3 separate regions of the Homo sapiens genome follow, and all the other regions are linked to region 2. Evidence: chromatin loops called from intact Hi-C (ENCODE). Cell type or tissue: psoas muscle. All regions are shown on one strand.

Region 1 (2,500 bases), 560 kb after region 2:
TCCAGACGGGGTGGCAGCCAGGCAGAGGCTGCAATCTCGGCACTTTGGGAGGCCAAGGCAGGCGGCTGGGAGGTGGAGGCTGCAGCGAGCCGAGATCACGCCACTGCACTCCAGCCTGGGCACCATTGAGCACTGAATGAACCAGACTCCGTCTGCAATCCCGGCACCTCGGGAGGCCGAGGCTGGCGGATCACTCGCGGTTAGGAGCTGGAGACCAGCCCGGCCAACACAGCGAAACCCCGTCTCCACCAAAAAAATACGAAAACCAGTCAGGCCTGGCGGCGCGCGCCTGCAATCGCAGGCACTCCGCAGGCTGAGGCAGGAGAATCAGGCAGGGAGGTTGCAGTGAGCTGAGATGGCAGCAGTACAGTCCAGCTTCGGCTCAGCATCAGAGGGAGACCGTGGGGAGAGGGAGAGGGAGAGGGAGAGGGCGAGAGATTCATTGTTTAGGATCAGATGAGAATTGAAATTCATCTTTTTACTGAGAGTTCACTTGAGTGACTGTTGTCACCTGTAGTCTGAATTTAGTTTAAGATAGCTTAAGTCTGGAAGAATAGGCAGTTCACATATCTAAGATTTTTCATTTGCAAAATAAGGATTATTCTTGCCATTATTGCTCAATAAGCCACAGTTGTGGTTATTTCCATTTTTAGCCATATTTTCATCCATCTCATAGGAAGTTCTGAGATTCAGATTTCTGCCTCTACTAGTTTATGAATTTGGTAGAGGACCAGAAAGTATTACAACTTGAAAACTATGTATAAAAATGTTGATTGAATTATATTTACATTTTTGAGTTGAAATATTCTTGCTTGATCAAAAAAACAATAATTATTCCATGATATTTCATTATGGTACATTATGATGAATCCAGTTGAGATGGATATATTTTTAATATACCATACTTCCTAATTTTGTAATCAAGCCATAAGTGTTTGTATTATTGTATGTAGCATCCTTCAGCAAAGCCTAGTCCTTAGATAATTTTAAAAGTATTCAACCAAATATCAATTAGTGTTTTGATGTTCAGTCATCTTGCTTGTAGCACAGTGCTGTTAATTAGATAAACTATGGCTATTGAATGAAATTTTATGTTTAAGTATTTTCAATAGTTAAGTAAATCTCAAGTAACTGGAGGGCTTAGGCTACTTTGTTCAGTTTTGTTACTAAGTAAGAGTTTGTTGGAGTTTTAAAAATATTACTAAGTATATTAGTGTTCTTTATGAATGAAAGTTAATTTTTCTTTGATTTGGTATCTTTCAGTATATGTCAGGATCATCATACAGTTGGAAAAATTTCCTCTGGCTACACCATATTAGTCTTCTCTTGCTAGTCTAGTTTTGCATTCTCTCTGATTGATGAAATGGGTTCTGTTACCATCTATGTAACGTTGATATAGAATCGGTATTGCCAGCCCGGATTTCTCTTTCCTTCTGAGTTCAAGGCACACCTCAAAATGCCTGCTAGACCCCTTTACTTGGACATTCCACGGGCATTTGAAATTCAAACTCAATATGGCCAAATTAAACCCAACTCTCTTCCCAAACCTGCTCTTCCTCCAGAGACCTCTGTCTTACTCAATGCACCACCACCTAAAGGCAGAAAGCTTGGAATCTTTTCTCTCCCCTGTCCCTCACCAATCTTTTCAGTTGTATTGTCCATACCTAGTTCAACAGCAGTTTATTTTTCTTAGAGAGACTGACTTTTATCGAGTCTTTCCAAGGCATTTGCTTATAGAAATAACAGTTGTCTTTTTTACTTTTTTTCTGAGACGGAGTGTCGCTCTGTCGCCCAGGCTGTAGTGCAGTGGCGCGATCTCGGCTCACTGCAAGCTCCGCCTCCCGGGTTCCCGCCATTCTCCTGCCTCAGCCTCTCGAGTAGCTGGGACTACAGGCGCCCGCCACCACGCCTGGCTAATTTTTTGTATTTTTTAGTAGCGACGGGGTTTCACTGTGTTAGCCAGGTTGGTCTCCATCTCCTGACCTTGTGATCCGCCTGCCTCGGCCTCCCCAAAGTGCTGGGATTACAGGCGTGAGCCACCGCGCCTGGCCACGCCTGCCTAATTTTTTGTATTTTTAGTAGAGATGGGGTTTCACCGTGTTAGCCAGGATGGTCTGGATCTCCTGACCTCGTAATCCGCCCGCCTCAGCCTCCCAAAGTGCTGGGTGAGCCACCGCGCCCAGCCCTCTTTTTTACTTTGATGTTTGGTTTGTTTAACGTTTAATTACAGTATATATTTATGATAGGAGAATAAGGTTTGTGAACACACAGTTAACTGATGGGAGCAGAGGCGCTTCGTGATCAGCATGCTGTAGACATGAGTCAGTGTCGATTAATCTGGCAAGTTGGTTAGATGGAGGTTGGATAAGAGAGTTTCTACTGTAATTATTTGTGTTTTTTATCTCCCTTTGTTAGAATATGAGCTCTTACAAGGCAAGGACTATATATTTTTTCATTTTTGTATACCTAACCTTTACTTATGCACAGTGCCTGCTACTTA
Region 2 (2,500 bases):
CGCCTGTAATCTCAGCACTTTGGGAGGCCGAGGTGGGTGGATCCTGAGGTCAGGAGTTCGAGACCAGCCTGACCAACATGGTGAAACCCCGTTTCTACTAAAAATACAAAAATTAGCCAGGCATGGTGGCACACGCCTGTAATCCCAGCTACTCAGGAGGCTGAGTTGGGAGAACTGCTTGAACCCAGGAGGCGGAGGTTGCAGTGAGCCAAGATCGCACCATTGCATTCCAGCCTGGGAAACAGAATGAGACTCTAGTCTCAAAAATACATAAATAAATAAATAAATAAAAAGAAAGAAAAGAAAAAGGAGCAACCATCTAATAAAGTTTAATTTTTGAGTAGTACAAATAACTGTAAGATGGTATGCTAAATATATTTAGTACAGTAAAATAGTTTGTATTTATGCCTGGGTGTCTACATATGCAACGTGCTATTTACACTCCTGAGGCTGTAAAATGCTCATGTTTGGCCACCATTACTGAAACTACTTCAAAAAATGAAATAAGGGGAAATAACAAAATTTCTAGGAAAACTCACAGAATGGGCAAGCAAAAAGGAATTTTGCTATAGATTACTATTCTTCAAAGTAGTAGAGAAGTGGCTTACAATTTTCCAGAAGTAAAGGAAGAGTAGGTGTTAAATGGAGTATCATATTTAGAGACATAAAATATTCATGGTGTACTGTACTGAGACCACACTTCAATGTTTCTATTGTACTGCTGCATCAATATGTGATGACATATTGTAATGTTTATGCCAAAATGCTGTGATATCAGGTTGCCCTGTTTCAAAACTATTCTGAGTCTGGCTCTCCCTAACCAGATGATAAAACAGCTCTTACAAAGCAGTCAACAGCATTACAGTTTGGTTCAGTTAAAAATGTAACCCTTAAAGATATTATTTTAAATGTATACCAACTTATTTTATCTTTTAATGTGAAATGAGATAGCACGCCTTGCTATGAACTTGTGATTTTTTCCTTATTATGCCCAGTTCATGTACCATAAAATCCAGAGATTTCCATGAAGTCTTTGAACAATGTGTATAAATTTCTGTTTATACATGTCAAGAACACTTTAATTCTCACTATATTTCTGTTTAAGTGTCTGTATGATACTTTATTTTCTTAGAGAGAAATAAAGAACAGTTCCTCTACCCTGAGCTAAACAAAAGTGACATAAATTGAAATAAATTTAGTATTTATGATTACATTAAAAAATTGGGGCTGATGTGATTTCTTTACAATAGCAGAAAATGACAAAGGGGGTAAGGGAATGAGAGATAATCTACCATCTTGTTTGTAATTCCTATTTGATGCCATTATTTTAATATCATGTTTACTCAATTGATTATATTTCAGTGCCATGGGAAAATATTTTGCTAAATTAATTCAGGAAATAAGACCAGACCAGCTACTTTCTTCACTTGAGAAGCATGAAAAACTATTTTTTTTGAACTAAGGCTTTTTGTAGTCTATACTTTCCAAAACAAACATTTTACAGTTTGAACACTAGGGGGCATCTTTGTTTCTTGAAATAAAGGGTCTTGGTTGTGATCTTAAAAAAAAAAAACCTCAGCAGTGAAACATTTTTTGATTCGCATTTTGTTTTGTCAAGCATGTTGGCACCGCAAGGTTTATGACTTTGGGCTGGGCATTTTTGTTTCTATATTAATTGAATGAAGCAGCATGTGTGAGTGTGAAGAGACTAGGATAGTATCTAGTACATAAAGAGTACTCAATAGATACTTGCTCCCTTCCCAGGCCTCCTTCTGTGATTTAACTTCAAGATAAAACCTGACAGATCCTTAAAAGGCAGACTGCTCAAAAATATGTGCTTTCAGAGTTATGTGTATTAAACACTAGAACTTGCATGTTCATTTATTGAACAATGTTTTCTTTTTGAATTCATTAAGAGTTCTGCTTTTCCTTGATTATAGCAAAGCTAACTTATTGGGGATAACTAGCTTATTTACTTCTTCAAAGCCTTACATTTGTCAGCACCAAATCTCTTTTGTCTTTCTTCCTCTCTCCTCTTATTGCTTGATTTTATAAAAAGATCTAAACAAAAATGTATAGTAATATGACAAAGAAAGCCACACATAACAATGATATCATTCATAACAAGTCCCTTCTTCTCAGGAGACAGAAGAATGGAGAAGCCAGTGTGTACCTGCTTCCAAGGCTGTACTACCCTCCAGGGTGGTGGTGCAGTTTCTCAGTCCACCATCAAATTATTTTTCCTTTTACAACATTTCTGGTGGGGACAGGAGACAAGGAGGGAAGAGAAAGCAGGGAACTTCTGTTTGCTGTTAACTCTGCTGGCAGTCTAGCATTGAACCCGCTTAAGTTCAGGGGCAGGGAGGGTGAGCCAGAAGTTAGGGGTGGAAGAAGCCTTGTTCCAGCTGCTCTCGTTTCTAAATGCACATATTCACAGAAGAATCTGTTGTTTGCCATGTGCATAGTCCATTAGGGATTGAAGGGAGAAGCTGGGGCTTAT
Region 3 (2,500 bases), 54 kb after region 2:
AGTAGCCAACACTGTCAAAAGTTATAAATAAATGATGTAGGAGGAGGACTAAAAATGTATGACTAATTGATATTATATTCAATTGTGAACTTAAAGTTCTTACTTTCTAAAAAAATTAACTTTTTTTTATTTTTTAGAGAAAAGGTCTCCCTCAGCTGCCCAGGCTGCAGTGCAGTGGTGTGATCATAGATCACTGCAGCCACAAATTCCTGGACTCAAGCTATCCTCTGCTGCAGCCTCCCGAGCAGCTGGGGCTACAGATGCATGCCCCCACACCTGCCTAATTTTTTATTTTTATTTATTTATTTTTTTTCTGATACAGAGTCTTACTCTATCACCCAGGCTGGAGTGCAGTGGTGCAATCTCACCTCACTGCAACTTCCACCTGCCAGATTCAAGAGATTCTCCTCCCTCAGCCTCCCAAGTAGCTGGGATTATGGGCACCCACCACCGTGCCCAGCTAATTTTTGTATTTTTAGTAGTCGGGGTTTCACCATGTTGGCCAGGCTGGTCTTGAACTCCTGACCTCATCATCGGCCCGTCTCAGCCTCCCAAAGTGTTGGGATTACAGGCGTGAGCCACCACACCCGGCCTATTTTTATTTTTTTATACAGATAGGGTATCACTATGTTGCTCAGGCAGGTCTTGAACTCCTAGCCTCAAGTGATCCTCCTGCCTTGGCTTCCCAAAGCGCTGGGATTATAGGTGTAAACCACCATGCCTGGCCAGATTCTTGCTTTTTTTAAGTCTCCAAATGGTTAGAGTTATACACTCTGAACTTTGACACTTAACTTCTGTCTCATTATAGACAATGATGTTTTATCACTGGTGGCAACCATTTTCTTCAAAACTTTACTGTTTCTAGTATATCTTTGAATATCAGAACAACTGACAAGCCTTTCTTGTTTCTGTTCATCACTTAAAAATATGGCATAATCTTACAGAAGTCTTAACCAACATCAAATTGGTTTTCAAAATGAGTGTTTTTATCTAAATTTAACTTTTTACTCATCACTGTTTGTCTTTTAGAATAAGTCAAGTCTCTAACTTTTAAAACATTTTTATCAGCCTTGGGATGACCAGATAGTAGCTTTGCGCATCAACAGTGATGTAATCACTGCATTCTTTAAACCTTTAATATCAGAAAAATGTATACATCTGTGACATATTATTTCTATATTTATAACATGTTAAAGGTATTCCACCCGGATTCATTTAACTAGTCACAAATTTTGGCATGCATTGTTCTTTTTTTTGTTTTTTTTGAGACGGTGTCTCGCTCTGTCACCCAGGCTGGAGTGCAGTGGTGTGATCTTCACTTACTGCAACCTACACCTTCCAGGTTCAAGTGATTCTCCTGCCTCAGCCTCCTTAGTAGCTGGGATCACAGGCGTCCACTACCTCGCCTGGCTAATTTGTGTATTTTTAGTAGAGATAGGGTTTCACCATTTTGGACCAGGCTGGTCTTGAACTCCTGACCTCAAGTGATCCACCCACCTCAGCTCCCCCAAACTGCTCGGATTATAGGTGTGAGCCACTGTGCCCGGCCGCTTTGTTTTACAAAAGATCTACACACTGGCAGAAAAAAATAACACTAATGAGGAGGGTACTTAATAAAAACAAACAAAATATCCATGGTAACACACACTTGTGAGCCAGTGCATTTGCGCCAGGAATTGTGCTAAGTCCTTAGTATTTCTTTCAATGTTTAAACAATCTTATAAAGTTATTATTATTCATCCTTTTTAATGATAAAAAACTGAGGTTTAATATGTAACTAATTTGTTAATTTGTCCATGGTTATGCTATTTTTAAAAAGGTTTTATTGATGCATGATTTAAGTACCACAAAATTTGCCCATTTTCTAATGTTAGAACATTGCCCACCTACAGTCATTTCCCATTCCCCATGACCAGCACCCTTCACCAGCCCCAGGTATTCACTAATTTTCACTAATTTCACCATTTTCTGTCTTCCATAGTTATACTATTCACAAGTAGCAGTGTCAGGGCTCAAGATTGGATTAACATATTCCAAAAGTTCTGAAAGATGTGCCTTAAATCCTAGGGATTTAAAATAAATGAAATAGTATAAAAATTTATTAAAACAAATAATTAAATGGGGGAACTGCCTGCTTCATAAAAGAATTATTTAGTTCACAAAGAATGCATCATAACTTCAATGGCAAGACTCGCTATGCACTTATGAACTGATGTACAGGCACACCTCAGAGATATTGCTGGTTTAGCTCAAGACCATGCAATAAAAGTGAATATCACATTAAGTGAGTCATATGAATTTTTTGGTTTCCCGTGAATATATGTTTTGTTTACACCATACCGTAGTCTATTAGGTGTGCAATAGCATTATGTCTAAAAACACAATGTATATACCTGAATTTAAAAATATTTTGTTGGTAAAAAATGCTAATAATCATCTGAGGCTTCAGTTAGCTGTAATCTTTTGGCTTGTAGAAGTCTTGATGGTTGCTGACTGATCA

The links. Hi-C counts contacts between places; a loop is a spot of excess contacts. Peaks named below come from ENCODE experiments on the same cell type or tissue, not always from the same donor. Only the 100,000 strongest peaks of a DNase experiment are listed, where the experiment ranks them.
Region 1: a loop joins it to region 2, with 2.7 times the contacts of the local background. A loop is called at or near these places in 16 of 110 quality-filtered maps.
Region 3: a loop joins it to region 2, with 7 times the contacts of the local background. A loop is called at or near these places in 2 of 110 quality-filtered maps.

The regions. Positions count from the first base shown.
Region 1 is chr5:81,984,013-81,986,512 of GRCh38, forward strand. The region is part of intron 1 of ATG10 (autophagy related 10); the gene reads left to right. Among named protein-coding and RNA genes, the nearest start is that of ATG10, 13 kb to the left of the region's middle. In psoas muscle, no CTCF peak of the experiment used is centred here; no DNase peak of the experiment used is centred here.
Region 2 is chr5:81,424,163-81,426,662 of GRCh38, forward strand. All of the region lies in intron 16 of SSBP2 (single stranded DNA binding protein 2), which reads right to left. Among named protein-coding and RNA genes, the nearest start is that of ACOT12, 31 kb to the left of the region's middle. In psoas muscle, a CTCF peak has its summit at 1,505 (motif pointing right); no DNase peak of the experiment used is centred here; H3K27ac peaks cover 1,113 bases.
Region 3 is chr5:81,478,044-81,480,543 of GRCh38, forward strand. The region is part of intron 6 of SSBP2 (single stranded DNA binding protein 2); the gene reads right to left. Among named protein-coding and RNA genes, the nearest start is that of ACOT12, 85 kb to the left of the region's middle. In psoas muscle, no CTCF peak of the experiment used is centred here; no DNase peak of the experiment used is centred here.